Linked DNA regions of Homo sapiens: regions 2, 3, 4 and 5 are each linked to region 1. A link is a loop called in an ENCODE intact Hi-C map of the cell type or tissue named here. Cell type or tissue: HCT116. All regions are shown on one strand.

The links. A loop is a pair of places that touch in the nucleus more often than their neighbours do. Peaks named below come from ENCODE experiments on the same cell type or tissue, not always from the same donor. Only the 100,000 strongest peaks of a DNase experiment are listed, where the experiment ranks them.
Region 2: it touches region 1 in a loop (8-fold over the local background); 30 of 110 quality-filtered maps call a loop at or near these places.
Region 3: a loop joins it to region 1, with 3 times the contacts of the local background. A loop is called at or near these places in 41 of 110 quality-filtered maps.
Region 4: a loop joins it to region 1, with 11 times the contacts of the local background. A loop is called at or near these places in 98 of 110 quality-filtered maps.
Region 5: a loop joins it to region 1, with 2.8 times the contacts of the local background. A loop is called at or near these places in 79 of 110 quality-filtered maps.

Annotation. Positions count from the first base shown.
Region 1 is chr3:184,368,889-184,373,888 of GRCh38, reverse strand. It overlaps THPO (thrombopoietin), which reads left to right. Exons shown (of 6, transcript NM_000460.4): 5 at 307-474; 6 at 711-1,954. The coding sequence ends at 1,376. Among named protein-coding and RNA genes, the nearest start is that of THPO, 6.8 kb to the left of the region's middle. In HCT116, a CTCF peak has its summit at 2,164 (motif pointing left); DNase peaks (open chromatin) are centred at 240 and 2,168; H3K27ac peaks cover 570 bases.
Region 2 is chr3:184,466,525-184,471,524 of GRCh38, reverse strand. No RefSeq gene overlaps it. Among named protein-coding and RNA genes, the nearest start is that of LINC01839, 6.9 kb to the left of the region's middle. RefSeq lists an enhancer at 4,627-5,000. In HCT116, CTCF peaks have their summits at 2,005 (motif pointing left) and 2,956 (motif pointing right); DNase peaks (open chromatin) are centred at 1,954 and 2,954.
Region 3 is chr3:184,775,235-184,780,234 of GRCh38, reverse strand. It overlaps LOC105374253 (a long non-coding RNA gene), which reads right to left. Exons shown (of 4, transcript XR_924790.3): 2 at 4,197-4,259; 3 at 716-4,068. Among named protein-coding and RNA genes, the nearest start is that of LINC02069, 4.6 kb to the right of the region's middle. RefSeq lists a silencer at 2,140-2,434. In HCT116, a CTCF peak has its summit at 2,272 (motif pointing right); a DNase peak (open chromatin) is centred at 2,304; H3K27me3 peaks cover 642 bases.
Region 4 is chr3:184,538,794-184,543,793 of GRCh38, reverse strand. All of the region lies in intron 6 of LINC01839 (long intergenic non-protein coding RNA 1839), which reads right to left. Among named protein-coding and RNA genes, the nearest start is that of LINC01840, 16 kb to the left of the region's middle. In HCT116, a CTCF peak has its summit at 2,501 (motif pointing right); a DNase peak (open chromatin) is centred at 2,523.
Region 5 is chr3:184,511,054-184,516,053 of GRCh38, reverse strand. All of the region lies in intron 6 of LINC01839 (long intergenic non-protein coding RNA 1839), which reads right to left. Among named protein-coding and RNA genes, the nearest start is that of LINC01839, 38 kb to the right of the region's middle. RefSeq lists enhancers at 1,959-2,253, 1,957-2,457. In HCT116, a CTCF peak has its summit at 2,123 (motif pointing right); a DNase peak (open chromatin) is centred at 2,123; H3K4me3 peaks cover 886 bases.

The sequences.
Region 1 (5,000 bases):
GCAGCACTAGAACCAAGAGGTAAAAGCTGTAACAGGGCAGATTTCAGCAACGTAAGAAAAAAGGAGCTCTTCTCACTGAAACCAAGTGTAAGACCAGGCTGGACTAGAGGACACGGGAGTTTTTGAAGCAGAGGCTGATGACCAGCTGTCGGGAGACTGTGAAGGAATTCCTGCCCTGGGTGGGACCTTGGTCCTGTCCAGTTCTCAGCCTGTATGATTCACTCTGCTGGCTACTCCTAAGGCTCCCCACCCGCTTTTAGTGTGCCCTTTGAGGCAGTGCGCTTCTCTCTTCCATCTCTTTCTCAGGAGGAGACCAAGGCACAGGACATTCTGGGAGCAGTGACCCTTCTGCTGGAGGGAGTGATGGCAGCACGGGGACAACTGGGACCCACTTGCCTCTCATCCCTCCTGGGGCAGCTTTCTGGACAGGTCCGTCTCCTCCTTGGGGCCCTGCAGAGCCTCCTTGGAACCCAGGTAAGTCCCCAGTCAAGGGATCTGTAGAAACTGTTCTTTTCTGACTCAGTCCCCCTAGAAGACCTGAGGGAAGAAGGGCTCTTCCAGGGAGCTCAAGGGCAGAAGAGCTGATCTACTAAGAGTGCTCCCTGCCAGCCACAATGCCTGGGTACTGGCATCCTGTCTTTCCTACTTAGACAAGGGAGGCCTGAGATCTGGCCCTGGTGTTTGGCCTCAGGACCATCCTCTGCCCTCAGCTTCCTCCACAGGGCAGGACCACAGCTCACAAGGATCCCAATGCCATCTTCCTGAGCTTCCAACACCTGCTCCGAGGAAAGGTGCGTTTCCTGATGCTTGTAGGAGGGTCCACCCTCTGCGTCAGGCGGGCCCCACCCACCACAGCTGTCCCCAGCAGAACCTCTCTAGTCCTCACACTGAACGAGCTCCCAAACAGGACTTCTGGATTGTTGGAGACAAACTTCACTGCCTCAGCCAGAACTACTGGCTCTGGGCTTCTGAAGTGGCAGCAGGGATTCAGAGCCAAGATTCCTGGTCTGCTGAACCAAACCTCCAGGTCCCTGGACCAAATCCCCGGATACCTGAACAGGATACACGAACTCTTGAATGGAACTCGTGGACTCTTTCCTGGACCCTCACGCAGGACCCTAGGAGCCCCGGACATTTCCTCAGGAACATCAGACACAGGCTCCCTGCCACCCAACCTCCAGCCTGGATATTCTCCTTCCCCAACCCATCCTCCTACTGGACAGTATACGCTCTTCCCTCTTCCACCCACCTTGCCCACCCCTGTGGTCCAGCTCCACCCCCTGCTTCCTGACCCTTCTGCTCCAACGCCCACCCCTACCAGCCCTCTTCTAAACACATCCTACACCCACTCCCAGAATCTGTCTCAGGAAGGGTAAGGTTCTCAGACACTGCCGACATCAGCATTGTCTCGTGTACAGCTCCCTTCCCTGCAGGGCGCCCCTGGGAGACAACTGGACAAGATTTCCTACTTTCTCCTGAAACCCAAAGCCCTGGTAAAAGGGATACACAGGACTGAAAAGGGAATCATTTTTCACTGTACATTATAAACCTTCAGAAGCTATTTTTTTAAGCTATCAGCAATACTCATCAGAGCAGCTAGCTCTTTGGTCTATTTTCTGCAGAAATTTGCAACTCACTGATTCTCTACATGCTCTTTTTCTGTGATAACTCTGCAAAGGCCTGGGCTGGCCTGGCAGTTGAACAGAGGGAGAGACTAACCTTGAGTCAGAAAACAGAGAAAGGGTAATTTCCTTTGCTTCAAATTCAAGGCCTTCCAACGCCCCCATCCCCTTTACTATCATTCTCAGTGGGACTCTGATCCCATATTCTTAACAGATCTTTACTCTTGAGAAATGAATAAGCTTTCTCTCAGAAATGCTGTCCCTATACACTAGACAAAACTGAGCCTGTATAAGGAATAAATGGGAGCGCCGAAAAGCTCCCTAAAAAGCAAGGGAAAGATGTTCTTCGAGGGTGGCAATAGATCCCCCTCACCCTGCCACCCCAAACAAAAAAGCTAACAGGAAGCCTTGGAGAGCCTCACACCCCAGGTAAGGCTGTGTAGACAGTTCAGTAAAGACAGGACCTGGATGTGACAGCTGAGCAAACAGCTAGAGCTTTGGCAGCTCAGCAGGAGGCTTTGCCAGGCATGGACGCCTGCCTCCCTCCTGTGGAGGTCAGGAGGAAGTGCAGGAAGTGGCATGAGTCAGGCTCCTTGAGCTCACACAGCAGGAGAACAAGTACAAGTCAAGTACAAGTTGAAGGCTCATTTCCCAGTTCCCGCAAATGCATCTAAAAAGCAGCTCTGTGTGACCACCATAAACTCTGCTAGGGGATCTCTAAAAAGGAGTCAGGCTTATGGGGCTTTGCAAATAAGTGCTGCCTTGGTGCTCAGGAAAAGGTTTGTGTTGCACAAAAACACAAATTCCACTGCAAAAATCAACCTGCTACCTCCAGAGGTTCCTGTAGGAAAACTAGTGGAAGCTTCTTCCTCTCCCCGACCCCTGAGGAAGGAAAGGCTACCACGGAGGTAGAGGAGCCAGGAACCCAGAAACCCAAACACTGCCACAAATACCCCAGGGTCACCAAAGGCATTCCAAAGCAGCAGAATGAAAGGCAATGTGCTAGGAACCTCGTGTACTTTACCTTTTGTAACATTCACACAACTCTGTAAGGTAGGTATTATCTTTTCTGTTTTAGAGATGAGGAAACTGAGGCTCAGAGAAGCCAGGTGAGTTATCAGTGGTTACACGCCCTGTGGGCAGGAGAAGAAACACCCTAGTCTGACCTCACTCTAGGGTCCATACTCTCTCCAGTGTGGTACACTGTCCTATATGTCATTTAATGATTCTGTTTACTGGGAAAGACATACAAGTCCTTAAGGAGTAACAGTTAGAGTTTTGAGGCCGGGCGCGGTGGCTCACGCCTGTAATCCCAGCACTTTGGGAGGCCAAGGCAGGCGGATCACAAGGTCAGGAGATCAAGGCCATCCTGGCCAACACGGTGAAACCCTGCCTTTACTAAAAATATGAAAAATTAGCCGAGTGTGGTGGCAAGCGCCTGTAGTCTTGAACCCGGGAGATGGAGGTTGCAGTGAGCCAAGATCGCGCCACTGCACTCCAGCCTGGGCAACAGAGTGAGACTCCATCTCAAAAAAAAAAAAGAGTTCTGAGTAGAAAACCAAAGTTCTTAGTGGAGGTGACCAATTTAGACATCTTCCCATGTCCCTCTCTCCCTTCACGGACAGAATAGTTTTCCTAGAGAAGGAATCAACAAATGCACAAAGCTCAAAAATGTTGTCCAAATCTCAAATGCTGTCAGTTTCTGCATGGAAGAGAAGTAGTTCATTCATACTACAAATTCCAGCATGCAGTCAAGGGAATGTTAAGTGGAAACTAACTTACTGACATATTGAGCTGGGTTAAATTTAATAATCAAATGAAACACTTTATAGCACATGAAAGTGCCAGCACCTAGGACACGATACACCAATAGAACCAGAGAATGATGGGTTCCCAGCACAGACAGATGAGAGACAAGAATGGCAAAACTTTAGGGCCAGGTATGGTGGCTCACACCCAGCACTTTGGGAGGCCGAGGCAGGCGGATCACCTGAGGTCGGGAGTTCGAGACCAGCCTGACCAACATGGAGAAACTCCATCTCTACTAAAAAATACAAAATTAGCTGGGCATGGTGGTGCATCACCTGAGGTTGGGAGTTTGAGACTGGCCTGACCAACATGGAGAAACCTCGTCTCTACTAAAAATACAAAATTAGCTGAGCATGGTGGCACATGCCTGTAATCCCAGCTACTCGGAAGGCTGGGGCAGGAGAATCGCTTGAACCCGGGAGGCAGAAGTTGTGGTGAGCCGAGATCGCGCCATTGCACTCCAGCCTGGACAACAAGAGCGAAACTCCATTTCAAAAAAAAGAAAAAAAGAAATAGAATGTCAAAACTGCAAATGTCACCAGAAACTTCCAGGCATCTGGTATTGGTATGTGACTTACTCCACTTGTGGGCAAATGCGAGTAACTCATGGGCTTCTCCAGTGTGAACTTACCTGCCCTATTACAAATCTAACCCATTCCCAAATCAGTCTGGTTGGTCCCATCCCTTCTTCCCACTAACACAAAAAAACAATTACAACCAGAACACTCCTATCCCTATTCAATGCTCTACCAGTTCTCTTTCTTCTGCTACCCCAAGACCGCCAGGACAGTCTATGATAACCTACACACTATTACTTGTAATTCGTTTGTCTCACTCTCATTTGTCGTTCTCCAACCCCACAAAAAAACCCACCCCATGGAAAGGTTCTAGGATTTCATAAAAATTCATCCCAACTCCCTCCCCCTACTCTACCCATAGTAAGGTAAAAGAAACACCTCTTCCTCCTCCCTGCTGAGGCCATTCATTTTCAACCCATTTCCCTAAATACTATTTCTAACACCTCACATGAAGATCCGAAAATGATGGGGAAGGAAATACCCCAGGTATCCCAGCAGGGGACCAGCTCCCAGGCAAAACCAGATCAAACAGACAACTGTTTAATGCACAGAGAATCTTTTTGGATTGTTACCCTAAACTTCCTAGGGGAAAACAGAACCCCATATGCTTTCCTAGAGACCTCTAATGCCAAGCTGAAGAGCCAGCTCACATGCTGGAGCCCTTATCATAGCCATTTCCTTAATGTTTTTTCTTCCCCTACTCATAAGTTAGTGACTGTAGTCAGGCCGCTACATGGTCCTGGCACTGGCCCTGGCTCTGGCCTGCCAACTTCATTGGTATTGCTGCCCTGTCCACTTCCACTTACCCTCCCTCCCAGGTCACCACTGGAATGTAGAGCAGAGAGCCAGCTCCTCCAGCTGCTTCCAGAACCACCAAGTCCTCTCGTCCTACTCTCTTCATAGTCATCTCCCATGCCTGTAGCTAAAAGCCTCTACCCAAAGCTTCCATAAAAATAATGAACATTTCTAGACTATGCAAGTGACTCATTCA
Region 2 (5,000 bases), 98 kb before region 1:
CAATACCCCAATACCCCAATCGATGAAATTATTTTTCATTCATTATTCTTTGATGGAAGTCAAATGTTCTTTAGTTCTAGCAAGTTTTCTTGTTTTATATTTGGAAAATTCCTCCCTCCCCTATATGTTTCTGTTCCTAGTTTCTACAATTACTATAGACGTTGGAGTCCTAGGATTGATGATCCTCTATAGATCTTATATTTTCTTTCACATTTTCTGTTTTGTTAGTTTTTTAAACCAGTACCCTGGTGACTTGTATATCTTTCTTTTTCACAAAAGAGTGAATTAACTGACTGTGGGAACATCTGTTTGTTTATCTTTATATCCTCTTCTCTTTATTTCTAAAGTCCTAAAAAGAGTAGACACTCAGAATTCTTTTTTGTTTGTTTGTAATTTTTCGAGATGGAGTCTTGCTGTGTCGTTCAGGCTGGAGTGCAGTGGCGTGATCTCGGCTCACTGCAACCTCCACCTCCTGGGTTCAGGTGATCCTCCTGCCTCAGCCTCCTGAGTAGCTGGAATTACAGGCATCTGCCACCACGACTGGCTAATTTTATTTTATTTTTTTGTATTTTTAGTAGAGATGGGGTTTCACCATGTTGGCCAGGATGGTCTTGAACTCCTGACCTCATGATCTGCCCACCTTGGCCTCCCAAAGTGCTGGAATTGCAGGCATGAGCCACCGCACCCAGCCCAGAATTCTTTTGAAGAAGTTGTATCAGTGTCAGTCTTTCCTTTCATATCTCACCACTTCCTTCCCTCTCATTTTCCATCCCCCTCTTACTCTGTTCTCTTATGCATTCTGGAAACACCGAGAACCTCAGTATGCTAGATAAAGGGGTATCAAATAGACGAAGATCAGTCCTGAGTTCCAGGAGCTCACAGCTGCGAGGAGAGAGACCACGTACAGGGCCATGGCCCTCCCGGGAGCTTCCTCTCCAAACCTACAGCACAGAACCCAGATGCACCTACCTACACGAGAGTTTCATGCCCTCTATTCTTAAATCTGAATTAAAGATAAGTTTTATTTTATTTTATTTTGTTTTTGAGATGGAATTTTGCTCCTGTTGCCCAGGCTGGAGTACAATGGCACGATCTCAACTCACCACAACCTCCACCTCCCAGGTTCAAGTGATTCTCCTGCCTCAACCTCCCAAGTAGCTGGGATTACAGGTACGCACCACCACGCCTGGCTAATTTTGTATTTTTAGTAGAGACGGGGTTTCTCCATGTTGATAAGGCTGGTCTCGAACTCCCAACCTCAGTTGATCTGCCCGCCTCAGCCTCCCAAAGTGCTGGGATAACAGGTGTGAGCTACCATGCCTGGGCTTATATGTTTCTAGTCCAAACATTTAGCTACCTTTTTTTTTTTTTGAGACGAAGTCTCACTCTGTTGCCCAAGCTGGAGCACAGTGGCACAATCGTGGCTCGCTGCAGCCTCAACCTCCTCAGGCTCAGGTGATTCTCCCACCTCGGCCTCCCTAGTAGCTGGGACTACAGGTACGCACCACTACACCCTGCTAATTTTTTTGTTTTTGTATTTTTTGTAGAGATGGGGTTTCTTCATGTTACCCAGGCTGGTCTTGAACTCCTGGGCTCAAGCAATCTGCCTACTTCAGCCTCCCAAAGTGCTAGGATTACAAGCATAAGCCACCATACCCGGCCTACCTACTTTTAACTTGTGGAATTTTCTATAAGGTCAGGGATGCCTGGGGGAACAAAAGTTTCCTCCTTGGTATAATGCAGGTAGAATCCACATGCTGCCTCCAGCTGCTGTACTTTCCTTTCCCTGCGAGTTATTCTTTGCAAGGGGAGGCCACAGGATGCAGACAAGGCCTCATCAGCGACCACTCCTCCCTCAGATCAGAGGTGGCCCTGAGGGTAACAGCGGGGAGCCACACTGGTGCAGAGAATGCCAAGGAAGGGAACTGGGAGGGTGAGGCACCTCTGCAAACAGTTCCCAAGGGAGCGCCTCCACCTGGTGGCCACGACAGGAAGCAGCGGTTCCCTTTGCCAAGGACATGGCCAACAAGGAGTTAAGGTTTTATACACACAGACCAGCGGACCCCGGACCCTCTGCATGTCAGAACCTGGATAATGTAGCTTAAGCTTCAGGATCCCTCCCTTACACAAGTCCCTTCTAAAGCCAGGGAGCAGTCGTAGCAAAATGCTCATTATGGACATATATTTTGTGCAAAATTTGCAAAACTAAGATTTTTCATATCATCTTTCCTAAAGAGGGTCCCACAAATTATATCCGCTTTAGACGCCAAAAAGTCTATCTTTGACCCTGATTGTCACATAGGGGCCACTTGGTCCAGAGCTCTCTGAATAGGTTTTCTTTCTTTCTTTCTTTCTTTTTTTTTTTGAGACAGAGTCTCGCTCTGTCTCCCAGGCTGGAGTGCAGTGGTGTGATCTCAGCTCTCGGCTCACTACAACCTCTGCCTCCTGGGTTCAGGCGATTCTCTTGTCTCAGCCTCCCAAGTAGCTGGGATTACAGGTGCCTGCCAACACGCCCAGCTAATTTTTGTATTTTTAGTAGAGATGGGGTTTCACAATGTTGGCCAGGCTGGTCTTGAACTCCTGACCTCGGGTGATCCACCTGCCTCGGCCTCCCAAAGTGCTGGGATTACAGGCGTGAGCCACCGCACCCAGCCCTGAATAGGTTCTTTAACCCAAATTCCAGTGCTCACTCCCCGCTCCGTCCCCGGGAGGCTACACAGAGGACCCTGGGAGAGCAGCGTGCACCAGGGTCAGAGACACAGGTTCACAGTTCAGAGAGATGTAGGTCTACGTCCCACCTCTGTCACTCACTAGCTGTGTGTTCCTGGTCTCTCTGTGCCTCTCTTTCTTCACCTGTAAAATGGGGATAATAATTGTGCATACTCCGGGCTGCTGTGAGAATACAATCAGACACACATGGTAAGTGCTCTGTTTGGTGGCTGACCTGTAGGAGGCGCTCCAGGAATGGCGGCTACGGGAAAGGTTCATAAATAGATACCCTAAACTGGGAATACCTATTCCTAACTTAAATTCAGCTCTATATATTAAGCATATACAAAATTGGCAGTATTTCACTGTTTTTTCAACTTATAAAAATAGCGGTTTCACATGATTTCCCCTAATAGAACAAGTGACAAAAATTACTGGGCATGGTGGCTCCTGCTGTAATCCCAACACTTCAAGAGGCTGAGGTGGGAGGATTGTTTGATGCCAGGGGTTCGAGACCAGCCTGGGCAACATAATGAGACCCCCCCCGACTCCACACACACACAAAATCAACGGCCAAGTAGGATGCAGGTCACTGGGAGTGAGCCTCACTCCTCTTGCTGGGAAAGGGTGTCTATGCTTTGCCTGCGGAGGCTGCGGAGGCTGAGGAAGGTTGTTTAGTCTTCTCCCTGGAGCCCCCTCTGTAACCATAAAGGCCACTGATAAAAGGGCCCATCCCTGCCCTCCCTACTTTCAGTCTTTTTTTTTTTTTTTTTTTGAGAAGGAGTTTCACGCTTGTTCTCCAGGCTGGAGTGCAATGGGGTGATCTCAGCTCACTGCAACCTCTGCCCCCCGGGTTCAAGTGATTCTACTGTCTCAGCCTCCTGAGTAGCTGGGATTACAGGCACGTGCCACCGTGCCTAGCTAATTTTCATATTTTTCATAGAGATGGGGTTTCATCATGTTGGCCAGGCTGGTCTCGAACTCCTGACCTCAGGTGATCCACCCGCCTTGACCTCCCAAAGTGCTGGGATTACAGGCATCAGCCACTGCGCCCAGTCCCCTACTTTCAGTCTTAATGGAAGAGTGACCCAGGAAGGGCTCTTCGGCCCCCAACACTCCTTGAAACACTGCCCCTTGCTGTTGGTCTCTGGGGGCACCAGCTGCTCTCCGAGTGCAGCTCCTGTTTTGGAGGTGCTGGGCTCTGTGACCACTTGCTGTCTCAGTCCCTGGAACCTAGTCTAGAAGTCTCTCTTTCTTCATCTGACCCTTAGGGAAGCAGGGGAGGATGTGGTGTGGAGACAACCAGGCCCACATGGAGTCCACACGGCAGAGTCCACACCTGACAGCCAAAGTCCTCCAGCCAAAAAGCTGTCCCTGAGAATCACAAACTCACAAGAAAACCCTCTGGCTGCTGGGGCCTGGGCGTCTCCTGTTTATTTCCCACCCAGTGGCCCGCAGGTCCCATACTCTAGAGAACGTACTCGGAATTCTGGTCCCATACTCTAGAGAACATACTCACACCCAGCTGAGCTGGGCGTTCAGCTGGTCAGTAGGTCAGACCACAAACATGTAGGAAACACGTGCTGTTAAGACAGGTGTCTGGCTGGGTGCGGTAGCTCACGCCTGTAATCCCAGCACTTTGGGAAGCTGAGGCAGGTGGATCACAAGGTCAGGAGTTCAAGACCAATCTGACCAACATGGTGAAACCCCGTCTCTACTAAAAATACAAAAAGTAGCCGGGCATGGTGGTGCGTGCCTGTAATCCTAGCTACTCAGGAAGCTGAGGCAGGAGAATCGCTTGAAACCGGGAGGTGGAGGTTGCAGTGAGCCGAGATCACGCCCCTGCACTCTAGCCTGGGAGACAGAGCGAGACTCAGTCTCAAAAAAAAAAAAAGACAGGTGTCCTCCGAGATCAGAGAGGACTGTGCCATGCAGACTGTGTCAGCGGAGTTCTCTGAGAAGCAGAGGCTGAGACAGAGTCAGGAATACCCACGCCTCATTGGTAAGCAACGCCTCTGAGAGGAAAGGGAAGGAAAGGTGGGTGGGGCAGGGAGCTGCCAGACCACAGTGCAGATGTGACAAAGCTTGGCCGGCCCCAGGGGAGCCCTGGAACAAAGGTGTCCAAGACTTTCTGTTAGAAGAGTCGTTCACAGGGCAGAAGCAGCCAGGCCCTTATCATCAAGCTCAGTCTCTGGCTGGGGCCACCCCTCGAAGAGCATGATCTCAGCTCAAAAGCTGCAGCTGACCTTGAACACCAGCCCAGACGCTGAGGCTGTCAACTCATCACACTC
Region 3 (5,000 bases), 410 kb before region 1:
GCATGGCAGAGAACGTGTGTCCTGGGAGAGGGCAGGGCTGGCAGGAAAATCAGACACCACCGCAGGGCGATCCGCTTACATAAAATACCTGCACTAACTCCCTTTGATGTTTGCCTTCCCAAATATTTGACTCTTTCATAGAAGGCTCCACATGATGTCCAGAAATTAGCAAAGTCAAAAGATGCTCTTGCGAAAACACCACATGGCATCAGAGGCCTGGGTTGGAATCTTCGCACTGTTACTAGGTTTGTGACCGTGGGCTTGTTACTTTACCTCTCTCAATTCCATGGCTTTAGAGGACCGCACTGAGGATTCAGCGGGATTAAGTCCGAGCCTCACAGACAGGGTCTCACTCTGTTGCCCAGGCTGGAGTGCTGTGGTGTGATCTCCACTCCCTGCAGACTTGACCTCCTGGGCTCAAGCAATCCTCCCACCTCAGCACCCCACCCACCCACCCCAAGTGGCTGGGACTACAGGCAGGCACCACCATGCCCAGTTAATTTTTTGTACTTTTTTTGTAGAGACAGGTTTCACCATGTTGCCTGGGCTGGTCTCAAACTCCTGGGCTCAAGTGATCTGCCTGCCTTGGACTCCCAAAGAGCTGGGATTGCAGGCGTGAAGCCACCGCACCCAGCCCAGGAGAGTCTTAACATCCTCCCTCACCTAAACTTCCCGTGCACAGTAGCCCACCTGTCTACCCACCACAGCCACTCACATTCAAGCCCACCTCGGTGCTTTGTCGCATCCGGGCTTGCCAGCCCCCGAGCTCCTTCCCCTTAGCCTTTTTCCAGTCCCTTCCCAGAGGCAGCCCCCACTCTTATGAGATGTCTATACATCCTGGGGGAGTCCAGCAGGTGAGCATGCAGCACTGGTTCTGGGAAGCACGGACACTAAAGCTGCCCTGTCAAGGGAGGCTGTAGGGAGAAGAGAAAGGGAAAACAGTTTGGAAACAAAGCTGGACTTCTAAGCAAAGAGTGAAAGGGCTTGGGTCTCAGGAGAGCAGCGGGATTGTTGAGGCGTGCTGGGGAAGGAATCAGCAAGGCCCCGTGATGAACTAGCTCCGTGGCACAAAGATGACGGGGTAGCCTACATGGACCCGCACCCGCTTCTGCGGGGAACCCCAGGTCTGCCTCTCCAGGGCTGACGGTGGTGGATGATTTTCCCGAGCGCTGCCCCGGCTGCACTCGACTGCCATTGGCCACTTGACGCCTGCCTGTTTTTAAATAGCTGCATCAGACTTTTCATTCTTCTTTAACGGAGTTCACTGGGACCTTCAGCTTATGTTTGGGAGTGGAGTGGGTGTGGAAAATGAAGCTTTTCCTAGAGTTGCACTCCCCAACCCTGCTCTGGCTCTAGGGATCCTATCTAGCTACAGCCTTTCTGCAATGCTCACCCGGCCCTCCTGAGCTCGGCTGTAATCACATGACTGGCGGTAGTAAAGAGGAAATTACACGTCTGCCTCTCATGCCCACCATTTTCAGGTCTGTGATGAGGCTGTGACATAGCCACTGAACCCAGGACCCTCCAGCTTGCATTTGCGCCGGCTGAGGCTCACCACGCATCACTGTGCTGCTTCCAGAGCTCAACTGTGCTCCACTGTCTGGGAGATGGGAGAGAGCTGCTTATCCATCCAAACCCCCAACTTGCCAACTCTCCTGTGGCAGAGGCAGTCGACCTCCATCTGTAACCCTCGCCTGGTGCACCCGCCTCCCCGTGGGAGTCTGATTCAGTTGGGAGTAGTTTGGGAATTATAGTCATCAAATACCAGACAGTGACATGGAGCAAATCACTTACCTCCTCCAAGCCTCAGTGTCCTCCTTTGTAAAATGGGGACAATTATACACACTTCATGGCGCTACTGGGAGGATGAACTGGGAAATGCAAGTGCAATCTTTTGGTAAAATGAAAACTCTTAGACAAATGAATGTAATTATTGATTGCTTATGCATACCCCGGGAAGCATGTCAACCCACGCCCCTGGTGGAATCTTCCTTAGGCTCCTTACATAGAAGCTGGACTAACACCCTCTCCCACTCCCCCTCCCTTTTATTTTAGCTTCCATTGTATCCTAAGCTCACCTCTATAATTACACTAATCAGCCTGTATTGTAACTGTTGCTTTGCATATCAGTCTTCTACAGTGGACTGACCTCTTCTTGGGGGTAGGGGATGTTCATTCATTCAACAAGAGTAAATATTTCTTCCCTGGCTCACAGCAGGGGCTCAATACATCTTTGATAAATGAATGGACTGTGATACTGGGGTGAGATGTCAGATATGGCCACCAGGTGGCAATCAAGTCCTTCTTAAGCAAGTCGACTTGAGTCATTGCAGAGGCCCGTCTCAGAGCAAGAGAGGGCTCTGCAAGAATTTCTCGCTGGTGGGTGAAGGCCAGGGCCTGGGTGCTGGGCCTCAAGTTCTCTTTGTGTCTGGCACCAGCTCTGTGCAGACAGGACCATCCACCATGGTGTCCTGAGTCCTACATCTGCCTGGAGCCTGAATGCCCAAGATGACCCTGGAGGAGAGACCCAGGTTATATCTGGGGGAGCCCTGGCAAGCTCAGCTGATGGGATCCGAGGGCCAGTGTACACGTTCTGTGCACGTATGCGTGTGAGTCCATGAGTGGGCATGTTTATTAGCACCCTTGGATCCCTCCGTGGAGACGTGGCCATTTGCCTACCCTTGTAAGCAGCAGGGTGGAAAAGTAGAAAAGTGCAGAGAACACTGAGGCCCGGGCTGCAGGACCAGCCCATCGCTGACCCACTGTGTGCCCTAGGCAAGGAGCTTTCCCTCCCTGGGCCTGTTTCCTCATCTGTGAAATGAGGGCAGTGGGTTACACGGCTAAGGGCCTTTCAAGCGCTGACATTTCTTCTTTGTGTCTCTGAGGTATGGACTGATTCAAGGGCTCTGGGTCCTCTTCGGGATTCTCAGACTGGATTGGGACCTGAATTCTTAGGGAGACTGGATGCTACCTCTGGCTTCCGACCTGGGCAAAACCCTGCCTCACTTGGGTGGCTACCTGACAGATGCTGCCCTGGGTTCAGAGAGGAAGGCTCTCAAACAGCCATGGGGATGGTCACTTGCCTGTCTGTCTGTGGATGTTTCCCAGGTGGGGCCACCTCACCAGGCCTCTCCTTGTTCTGTGCTTCCCCAAGTCCCTTCCTTTCATTCTCAACCCCCCAAGTCTCTCATCTGGCGGTGTGTGTTGCTATCAGCTGGAAGGTCAGAACCTGTGACAGACCTACTGGTCTAACACACTGGAGGCAAGCACAGCCTGAGGCCTTGGTCTCCTGGGGCCTCTTGGGACCCCCACCCCAACCTACTCCTTTTACCTCCAGGCAGGACAGACAAGACAAATGAGAATCTACCCAAGCACAAGCTGCTGTTGAAATAAAGGGAGAGATGTCTCTTTATAACTTTCCCCTTGAAATAAACCCAGACTTAAGAACAACAGAAACACGCAAAATGTGTTTTTAGTGGAACCCAGATGAAGGGCTGAAAGCCCAGAGGGCTCTCTCCATCTAGGGTTCTCCTCTTTGGAATTCTATCCTTTCCTCCCCACCCCCCTCAGGCACGTCCCCGCCCAACCTCTGGGCTGGGGCTCCTTGGCCTGGAGTAGGCTACCTCCAGCCATCCTGGCATTGCTTCCAGGTAGGCAGAGCACTCCGCCCACCATCACCCTCCAAACACAAGGCTGAGCCTGGCATCTAATGAGATCTGTGGTTTCAGAGATTTGGGGGACAGGAGTGGGGACCAGGACCAACTCAGTGCAAATACCTGGATCTGCTGAAATACAACAAAGAGAGAGTGAATTAAGACATCTGAAAAAAATACTCTAAGGAATTCTGCTCACCCACGTGGCCCACTGCTTCTCATTAAATAGTTGCAGTTCTCCATATTAACATATGCAAATCCAGCCCTGTGCAGGGGCTGGGGAGATACAAAGGCAAGTCCTTACAACCCCTTTCTCGCTCCCCTAAGTTTGGTGGAAGGAGTTCCCTGTGGGGTGAAGAACTCTCACAGGTTCCATTTCGATGCTTGAGAGTTGTAGCCATGGGATGCTCCTTCCCTGCGGGGAAACAGATGAGAGCAGTTTCAGGGAAAAACGAGGAAACTGATCTGTAGAGGCTGCATCTTCTAAGTTGTACGGGTCATTTTTCAACATTCCTGGATGCCCGCCATATGCCAGGAGCTTACCTTGGGTGCTGGATACACAAGAGATAACCAAGACATCGGGACTAGCATCAGATTGCTCATAGTCTAGTGGAGAAGAAGGAGAAGGAGAAGAAAATCAGATATTATAATTAAACAGCTGATGGAAGGTGCTGAGTTTGGTCATGGATGCATTGCCTCTGGGACCTCCAGGTGAAAATCATCGGATGTAGAGGGTCTGATGCTTAAGAGTAATTTTTAGGCAAGAAATGTAGATTTGGGGACAGATGAGCCAAGGTCAGAAGGTGCAGGGAATGAGGGGAGGATAGTATCAAGGAAAGAAGGAGGTGCAAGAACAAAGAAGGATTCAACAGGGTCCAACACCACCAGTAAGGACTAAAATGGGTTTCCCAGCAGCTTCATCAGGACATCACCCCTGCCCTTCGTCAGAGTGGTTTCAGTGGTGTTGTGGGGAAAGAGGCCAGGTGAGGAGGTCAGAGGAGACGGTGAGGGGAGAGGAGGCAGTGGGCAGAGCCAGAGGCAGGAGTAAGTGCCATAGAAGAGATGGGAGGACATGCATGTGCCCGCCTCACAAGGCCACAGCAGAGAGCCTGGGGCAGAGCAAGCCTTCAGCAGAGAGGAGAGGAGTTTTTTTCCTCCTCCCTTCTGCCCCTTCTAGAATAGTCAAAGGCCACCTTGGGTGAGGAAATGGCTAGAGAAAGGCACCCTTCTTCCAGTCATTCAGTAAACATTTATTGAACAGCTACTAGGTGCCAGTCTCAACACCAGGTGCTGAGGATACAGTAGACAGCAAGAGACACGGCCCCGCCTTCCTGTGTGGGAAGGTCT
Region 4 (5,000 bases), 170 kb before region 1:
ACAAGCCACATACACACACCCTGCAGCCCTGGGCACCTGTGAGGGGCCAGCTGTGGGCAGACCCTGGGCCACAGAGGAGGTAGGGTAGAGACTCTGAGGAGAATGTGGAGCAGAGCATCGGTGAGTTTATAGCTTGAGAAAACAACCCCCATGGCCCCCAGACAATCCACACATCATTAGAGTTGCTGTAAAATAGCCCTATTAAAACGCACACATGTTAACCACATGCTACCCAAGGGTTATATGAACTCATCGATACCCACTCGCACATTAGCACAGATTTGCTGGGCGCTGAGGTTGGGGTGGGGAATCTTTTGCCAGAGGGTCACAGGGGAGGAGAATGCTAGCCAGCGTTTAAGGAGTGCTGATTGGGTGCAGACACTGTGCTGGTGGGGAGGGGTGCTTTCCTTCTCTTAATGCTCACAGACCACTGTGCTGTGGGCTAAAATATTATCCCCATTTGGGGCTGGGCATGGTGGCTCATGCCTGTAATACCAGCACTTTGGGAGGCCAAGGTGGGCAGATCACGAGGTCAGGAGTTCAAGACCAGCCTGACCAACGTGGTGAAACCCCGTTTCTACCAAAAATACAAAAATTAGCCAGGTGTGGTGGTGCGCGCCTGTAATTGCAGTTTCTTGGGAGGCTGAGGCAGGAGAATCGCTTGAACCTGGGAGGCGGAGGTTACAGTGAGCTGAGATCACATCACTACACTCCAGCCTGGGTGACAGAGTGAGACTCCATCTCCAAAAAAAAAAAAAAAAAAAAAAAAATTATCCCCATTTTACAGAGGAGGACACCAAGGCTCAGAGAAGTGAAGTGGCTTGCCCAGGATCACATAGCTAGTAGGTGGAGGAGCTGGGATTCTAACTCTGCCCCGAAGGAACTCACAGTTAGTTGGGGCAATGTATACAGAAAAAGACCCTAAACGACACAAGAGCATCTAACAAAGAGCAACTTCATTTTCTTTCTTCCTCCCCTTTCTTTCTCTTCTCCCTTTCTTTCCCTCCCTCCCTCCTTCCCTTCCTTCCTTCCTTCTTTCCTTCCTTCCTTCCCTTCTCTCTCTCCCCTCTCTGTCTCTCTCTCTCCCCCCTCCCCCCTTCTCCCATCTGTTTCTCTCTCTTTCTACCTCTCTCTCTCTCCCCTTGCCCTGTCTGTCTGTCTCTCTCGTCTGTCTCTCTCTCTCTCCCCGCCCCCCCCCCCCCCACCTCTGTCTCTCTCCCTCTCTCTCTCTTTCTCTCCTTCCAGGACTTAACATGCCCCATTTGCATTCACAAGAGCTTCCCCTGAGAAGGAAGTGGCAGCCCCTGCTCAGGCTGCCCTACCCTAATGACTCCAGGTAGCCTTGTGTCATCTACAGATGCAGCCTGTCGCCTGAAACCTCTGGCCCAGCAGATATTATGGTGCTGAAAGATCAATGGCGGGGAAAGACGCCTGTGGCGATTGTGCAGGCTCGGGTGGGAGACTCACAGCGAGCCCTCTGAGATCTCTAGCAAGGCCATGCCAGCTGCAGCGAGGACTACATGCCAAAAAATAAATTAAATAAAATAAGAAACTGCCACGGAGGACCAAGTGACTGTGCAACCAGAACTGCCCATTGTGAGCTGGGTCTCGTCGGTCCCATTGTGAGCTGGGTCTCGTCGTCCTCCCAAGCTGTAAGGCCAAGCAGGCTCAGCAGCAGCCCGTTGTAAGATGGAGGTGCGTCCTCCAGGATTGAAGTGAGTGGACAGCAAGCCGCAGGGCCCCCACCCCAGCTCATGCCCATGATTCTATGGGTTCCTGTCCAACCAGCCAAAGCGGGGAGGAAAAGCCTGAACTTGGGGTACAGATGGGTCAGCTCCACATGTATGTGCAAACTAAAAATGATGGCAGCCTCACTCAGGGGTGGATTGGAAAAAATTATTGGAAATCATTTTGGAATTTTCCAATAGTTTTGGAATTATTTTGGAATAATTTTCCAATAATTTTGGAAACTATTTCTCCAAAATTATTGGAGAAAATCCTCCAATAAATAGGCGGAGTTTCAGATGGTGCAGCTAATCATCCCCTTTGTGTGGAAAGAGAAGGGTCCCAAAGTTAAGATATGTACAACTCATGGGTAGTGGCTGATGGCTCAGCTGAGTGGTTGGAGGCTGGGACCTGAAGGAAAAAGGCTGGAAGATGAGGAGCAGCAGGTCTGGGCTGGAGGATGTGTCTGGACATTTGGGAGTGGGCCCAAGTGTGAAGGTCTTTGTAGCGCATGTTCACAGCTGCCAGAGAGCATCCACTGCGGACAGGCACTGAACAACCAACTAGACAAAATGACCTGGTCAACCTCCATCAGCCTTCCTTTGCCATTGGACAGCCCATTGCCGGCATGATGGGCACAGTGGCCACGGTGCAGAGATGGAGGCTACTCGAGACCCAGCAGCTTGATTCCTCCTCACCAAGCCCCATCTAGGTGGATCTAGATACTTCCCTTAAATTCCAACCTGCTCGGATGCCAGTGAAGACAGGGCGCCTTGTAAGAGTCACCAGCAGGGGGCGGTGGCAGAACAGGTACAACCTTTGGCAGCAAAGGACTCACCTGTGGAGAAACTCCAGCGGAGGGAGGACGCATGTTTCCCTTTTCCTTGTTACAGAGTAGAGCCATGGAAACTTCAGGAACTGGGGAGAATCCCAGTTCTACCCAGGGTGGGCCAAGTAAAGAAGGCTCTTGATACGTTCAAGAGTAGGTTAAAAAGCTTGACTAATGCTGAACTGAGGGGCTAGAGGAAAAGGTGATTTCTATTTTCTTTTTTATTTAAAAACCCATTATATTGTATTAGAGTTTTAAGGTCTTTCTTTCTTTCTCTTTCTTCTTTCTTTCTTTCTTTCTCTCTCTCTTTCTCTTTCTTTCTTCTTTCTTTCTTTCTTTTTCTTTCTTTCCTTTTAGACGGAGTTTTGCTCTTTTTGCCCAGGCTGGAGTGCAATGGCGCAATCTCGGCTCACTGCAACCTCTACCTCCCTGGTTCAAGCAATTCTCCTGCCTCAGCCTCCCAAGTAGCTGAGATTACCGGCGCCTGCCACCATGCCCAGCTAATTTTGTAGTTTTAGTGAGACAGGGTTTCACCATGTTGGCCAGGCTGGTCTCGAACTCCTGACCTCAGGTGATCCACCTGCCTCGGCCTCCCAAAGTGCTGGGATTACAGGTGTGAGTCACCGCGCCTGGCCAGGGTTTCAAGGTTTTCAAAGCACCCTCAGGTAGTTTTTTTGTTTTTTTGTTTTTTTTTTTTTTTTGTAGTGAAGCTGCAAAACAATCTTGAGAAGTGGATATTATCATCCTCAAGAAAATACAGGCTCAGACACGTTAGCCAACTTGTTTCAGGTCACAGCTGGACAGAGAGGCTGGACCTGAACCCGGGCCCTTCCAAGTCAAATGACTTGGATTCAGACTCAATTTTGCCACCGCTGGATTTTTGGTCCTAAGAGAGAGCCTCGGCTTTCTCTGGACCTTGGTTTCCCTCCCACTGAGGGAGAACAGCAACCTTAGTCATCAGTCCTTAAGCTTTGGCCTTACCACACCTGTGCAACCGGTGGGGGCGCTGGAGCCTGCTGGTACCAGGCTGCCCCAGAGCCCCTTGTTGAACGTTCACAGCACCCCACTGCGTGCAGGCCAAGGTGGAAAATGGTTGACATACTTTTGAACCAAGAAATAGATGTATCGTGTACAAAATTTAAAAAAACAAATGTCCCTCCCTGTCTTGCCCGTGGTAAGCCTTTCCCCTCCCAGGAGGCCACTGCTGTTACCAGTTGTCTTGTGTGATCCGTGTTCATATCAAACAGCGAGCTCTGCTGGGCCAGGCGGTTCCCCTGCGGCCACAGGCGTCCCAGGATGTGCCAGGTTCAGGTTCAGCTGCCATGAAGCACTTCTCTATGGTAGGCTCTTACACCGATATTGCCACTATTTTTTTTTTTCTCTTTTGAGACAGAGATTCGCTCTTGTTGCCCAGGCTGGAGTGCAATGGCACAATCTTGGCTCACCGCAAACTCCGCCTCCCAGGTTCGAGCGATTCTCCTGCCTCAGCCTCCTGAGTAGCTGGGATTACAGGCATGCGCCACCACACCCAGCTAATTTTGTATTTTTAGTAGAGACGGGGTTTCTCCATGTTGGTCAGGCTGGTTTCGAACTCCCGACCTCAGGTGATCCACCCACCTCGGCCTCCCAAAGTGCCGGGATTACAGGCGTGAGCCACCTCGCCTGGCCCTGCCTCTTTTAATTCTAAACAAAAACACAAAACCTGTAAGGTAGCATTAAGACTCCTAGTTTGGCTAAAGTCACCCAATAAGACAATGATTCCACCTGGGCCCAGCTCTAGGTCCTGTAACGCCTTTGCCTGAACCACTGCTCCAAAGCCACCTGCAAAATCAGCCTATGCATGCCCCCACATCTCCCACCCACAAGCAGCAGCGGCACTGCTGGAGCCACCACAGCTCTTGAGTTTGCCAGTTGTTAGTTCTCGTTATGTGCTGCGTGTGTGCATGTGCTGTGTGTGTGTGTGAGCCAGCGTGCACCTGCACGTCTTTCTATGGAGACTGTGAGCTCCCTGAGGGAGGCAGCCTGTGATGCCTGCTGCCAACCTCCCTGCGCCAAGAGCTAAGGTGCCAATGACTCCTCAGTGACAAGTGGAGGGAGGCTCGTGTGGCTGGAACCAAGGCCCCCTTCCACAGCACCTCCACCTCACGGCACACTCTGGCCCTGTTTTTCCTGGAATCTCCTCCCCTGCCCCAGAGTAGGCTGCCACAATCCAGGTGGGGACACCAGAGAACATGGGGCCCCAAATGTAGGGCGTTATCCTAAAGCCAAGCTCTCATCCAGTGTCTGGCTGTTCTCAGCTCCACCAAGTACACACAGGAGCACTGGAAAGACACCACAGCTCCTTATCCCCGGAGCCTGCCTGCACCTGTGACTGCCTCCCAGTGAGAGCTCAGCCTCCAGTGGTGCCTGAGCTGAAGGACAGTCATCAGGCCAATCAACCGCCCAT
Region 5 (5,000 bases), 140 kb before region 1:
AGGAATTGTTGAATTCCTAGAAAAACATAAACTGATATCAAAAGAGATTGAAAATTTAAATAGGTCAGTTACCCAGGAAGAAATTGGAAAAGTAAAAGTAATGTAGGAATAGAAAGACATTTCTTAAATATGATGAAAAATATTTACCAGAAGTCAATAGCAAATATCTTTCTTACTAAAACCATGAAACCCTCAAGCTATTTCCATTAAATTAGGAAAGTACAAAGAAGGGATGCTTACCATGATCATTATTATTCAACATGTTTTAAAGGCTCAATTGCATTATTGGGGAAAAAAGAAAGTATAAGAACGAATTCTAACAGCAGAAAAAGTTATATTTACCTGCAGATACTATGATTATACATGGAGAAGAACCCAAAAGACTGCAGTAAACATTCTACTAGAGAAGACATAAATAAGCAAATAAATAAACAAGATATTCACAGACTGTAAAAAGTACTCTGCAGGAAATAAACAGAGCAGTGATGAAGAGTAGCTAGGCAAAGGGCCTCACTCCAGACACAGTGGCCAGGAAAGGATTTCCTCCAGGGGAGATCCTGAAGCTAGGACCCAGGCAAGGAGAGGAAGAGCTCCAAGAACGGCATTCCAGCCAGAGGGAACAGTGTGTGCCAGGGTGGGTTTGAAGAACAGCAAGAAGGCCACTGGGACAGCAGCTAGAAGGGAAGAGGGTGTTGTGAGAGAAAGTGGGGTGGTGTGGGGGCTGTAGGCCAGAGTAAAAAGGTTGAACTTGACTCTAAATGCCATAAGAAGACATTGAAGGACTTTAGCCAGATTTATGCTTTTTTTTTTTTTTTTTTTTTTTTTTTTTGAGATGGAGTCTGGCTCTGTCGCCGAGGCTGGAGTGCAGTGGCAGGATCTTGGCTTACTGCAACCTCTACCTCCCAGGTTCAAGCGGTTCTCCTGCCTCAGCCTCCCGAGTAGCTGCGATTACAGGTGCCTGCCACCACACTTACCTAATTTTTTGTATTTTTTGGTGGAGATGGGGTTTCACCGTGTTCGCCAGGATAGTCTCGAACCCTTGACCTCCGGTGATCCACCCACCTTGGCCTCCCAAAGTGCTAGGATTACAGGCGTGAGCCACCACGCCCAGCTTCTTATTTATGTTTTTGAAAGAATATTATATGTGCTTTGTAGGGAGGAAGGCAAGGGGGGCTAAGGACGCCAATTAGAAAGCTATAGCTATGGGACAGGTGGGAAGTCACTGTGGTGTGCCTTAGGAAGTGGCACCGGGGCGAAGAAGACACACGGGTGGAAGTGAGCTGTATTTTAGAGTTAGGCCCCCAACTGGAGGGATGTACAGATGTTAGCCCTTTCCTGGTATATCCTCACTGACCTCTTTATTTTGAAACTCTAAATGTCACTTTGTTACAGCTATGTATCTTAGAAGCTAGGTAGATAGGCCGTTTTAGGCTTTTTACTTTTTTTTTTTTAATAGGGGAGTTTAATCCGTCTGCAGTAATTTTGCTCTGTTCTGTGGTTTCTCCTTTTGTCCTTCCTTTCTATTTTTAGTTACCATGGCTTCCCTGCCCCTTCCTCTTTTGCTTCCCCTTGCCTTGGTCTTTTGTTCCTGATTCCTGAAGGACTGTTGGAGTTTTCCCGGTCTCGTCTTTCTTAACGCTCTAAGGGTTTGGAAGTTTAACGTCCTATCTCTACTCCGGGTCTAGTGACCGTTCAGGGTCTTAAGACATTTTCAGTGCTAGCCCGTGCGTCTTTGTTTCCCCATCTTTCTTTAGTTCCCTTGTAAGCCTTTGTGATCACTTCAAATCCTTTTTAGAAATAGCTTCCAGATGAAGAAGTGAAGCTGCCTGGCGCATAGATGTGTTCAAGTCTCCCTTCTTTTCGCTCAAGGAGAGTGAAGAGTGGATGGTGCCAATTCTAGCTGGGAGGAGTGAAGGACGGGGAGGGGGACGATGAGGCAGGAGGAGACCACGCCGCCCTCCTGGGAGGGGGCTGACTCGACCCAGCTGGTTCGGGTGTGCACCATCCTCACTCTCTCCGCCCTTCCAGGGCTGCACTGCGCCCCGCTCTCGGCAAGACACGGGTGACGCTCCGGAGATTTAATTCCCCTGCTCAGGTCAGTGTAGGGCCTCAGGGAAGTTCAAAGCTCGCCCACTAGAGGGCATTGGCGCGTTTCCCAGAAGACACGGCCCCGGGAGCTTTCGGGCTCTCCAGCAGCCCAGGGGGACTCCGGCGTCCGCGTAGACTGGTTCTGCGCAGGGGGCTGGGGCTGCTGGCGAAGGAGGTCGGGCGCTGCAGAGGAGCTCATAGACCCTACAGCGCAGTCAGGGTCGGGGAGGCCGCTGATTCTCCCGCTTCAGGGCGTTCAACTGCAGGACGAAGCGTCCCCAACGCGCACACCCGACTCTGGAGACCCGAGTGTGTGCGGGAGGCCAGCCCCGCCGAAGCGCCGTCCAGGATCTGCCGAAGCGCCGTCCGGGATCTGCCGAAGCGCCATCCAGGATCTGCCGAAGCGCCATCCAGGATCTGCCGAAGCGCCGCCCGGGATCTGCCGCCGCACGCAAGAGCCCAACCATAGAGGACAGCGGGGGCACCTAGTACCCGTGGAGATCCCAAACTCCTCTCACCCCAGCCCCAAAGCACTTCTCCCAATGCTGCTGCCGTGCCTGAATCCCGCCCACGCGTGAGAATCACCCCATTATTACAGAAGACCCCTGTCAAATGCACACGCGTTAACCACGTGTTACCCAAGGACGACTCAGTCATCCTTTAGGACTCGGTGATACATTAGCACAGATGAACCTGGCACTGAGGTGGGATGAGGTGGGGAGATCTTTTGGCCGCAGGTCATTTAGGATATTGTTATTACTGCAAAGACCACAGAACAGCCATGGTTTAGTCACTTATTCCTTGCCAGGAGCTTCGTCTCATTGTCTCTTTTAATAAACAATATTTTGAGATCACTTTGTTATAGTGATGTCTGCTGGTTTCCCCACTGTAAAATGACTAGTTTTCCCTTTGTAATTAATAAATATTTGGGGGGAGATGCTTTGAGACTGTGACGTATTCTGTTTCTTCTCAAACTCTTCCCCTCTCCTCTCCGCCCCACGTTTCTTGATCTCCTCTCTCTGCCTCTGGAGCACCGCTACATGCTGCCATTGATGGTTTGGGCACTTGGCTCGCCTCACCTTGGCTACTTTCCTCTCCCTCTCCCCTGGTCGGCCCTTCCTTGGTAGCTCCTCTGTTGAATTCCCACATCCTTCGAACTCTGCAGGTAGAATCCCTTACATTTTCCTGGGAATGACCTAGCCTCCAGCCTGAATTACTTCAACTTCCTGTATTCTACAATATCTCCAAACATCTTCACTTCCACACTCATCCTCTCTTCCTTGCATCCTATCTCAGACAAAGAGGAGGCCAGCTGGAGCTCTGGAAGCAGCTGGTAGAGTGGAAAGGGCACAGGCTTTGGAGTAAGTCAGACCAGATTTTGATCCCACTGCCACCACTTACTAGCTATATGACCAAGATTTTTTCTCTCTCTCTCTTTAGAACATCAATTAACATAAGGATATTTGAATAGAAATACTCATCGTTAACGATTATAAGAATTAGTATCAATGTGTGACCAATTTCCTGAGAGAGCTCTGACATGTAATGCTCAGTAAAGGATAGCTGTTATTATTTTCATAGTTTCGGTCCCTGTGCCCTCTAAAAACTTCTTCATGCTTCATGAATTACTCCTCCTCTCTCCTGTGGCTTCAGCCTCTCCCTCTCAATTGGTTTATTCTCTCAGCTTTTCAACATAATCAAATCTCTCCTATCTTCAAAAACAAGCAAACAACAAAACCAAAAACTCTTCTGCAAAGAAACCCACCGGCTCCCTCAAGTGCTTTCTTCCCTTGTCATGAAAAGGGAACTTCCACAGGAGACATTTATGCTTTAACAAATGCCTGGTTCCTGAAGCTTCCTAGTTCTTGTAGGAATCTCTCCTTTGGTTTCCTGAATCAGTGGATTGTGTTATTTCATCAATTTTGGAAAATTCTCAGCCATTATCTCTTCAAATATTGCCTCTGCTCCATTCTCTCTCTCCTCTCTTCTAGAACTCCAATTAAACGTATATTGGATTATCTCCCTGTGTCTTCTATTTTATTTATCTTCTTATCTGTATTTTCCATCTTTATGCCTCTCTGGACTTCATTCTGGATAGTTTCTTCTGACTTATCTTCCTTTCCACCAATTATTAGCTCTTAACTCTTCTATAGAGTTCTTTATTGAGTTATCATACTTTTCAGTTCTATAATATCAAATGGTTCTTTTTAAAATCTTCACCGTTGCTTTCAAAATTTTTATATCCTTACATAAAATTTTAAATTCAATTTTTATCTCCATGAACACAGTAAGCACGGTTTCATTACAGGTTGTATCGAGTTATTCTAATATCTGGGATCCGGTGGGTCTATTTCTATGGTCCACAGTTTCTGTTGATTCTGACTTGTGGTGTTTTGTCTCATGTAGCTCTTGTGCCTCTGTGCTTTCTGGACAATTTATTTGAAATGGCTCTTTTGAGAGTTAATTTGAAATCTAGGATCCTCTTCCAAAGAGGATTTTTTTTTTCCTTTTTTCCAACACCTGAGGGAACTAGCAGTCCGGGAATAAGGCTTGAGGCTGTTCTGTATGTCCACAGGGCCAGTACCCACCCCCTTTTCCAGATGCAGCCCTTTGGGGCCACTACTCAGAGCACATAGTGGGCTCATACTAAGTTTCCTTCTTTACTAACAGTAGACACCAACTGTTCCTCCAGCTCTAGGGAGCCCCCCAAAAGTACTGTTCACCCTGCTCACCTCACATGGTTCTGAGGATTGGCAGACAGCCCAGGGTAAACATATCAGTGGGGTACAAGTGACTTGCACATCTCCAGGACACTATGTAATGCAATATGACCCCTCACACTCACCCAAGGACCTTGGCATGTCAGCTGCCTTCTCCCAGGAAGTGAACACATCCCAAGTAACCAGTTTAGG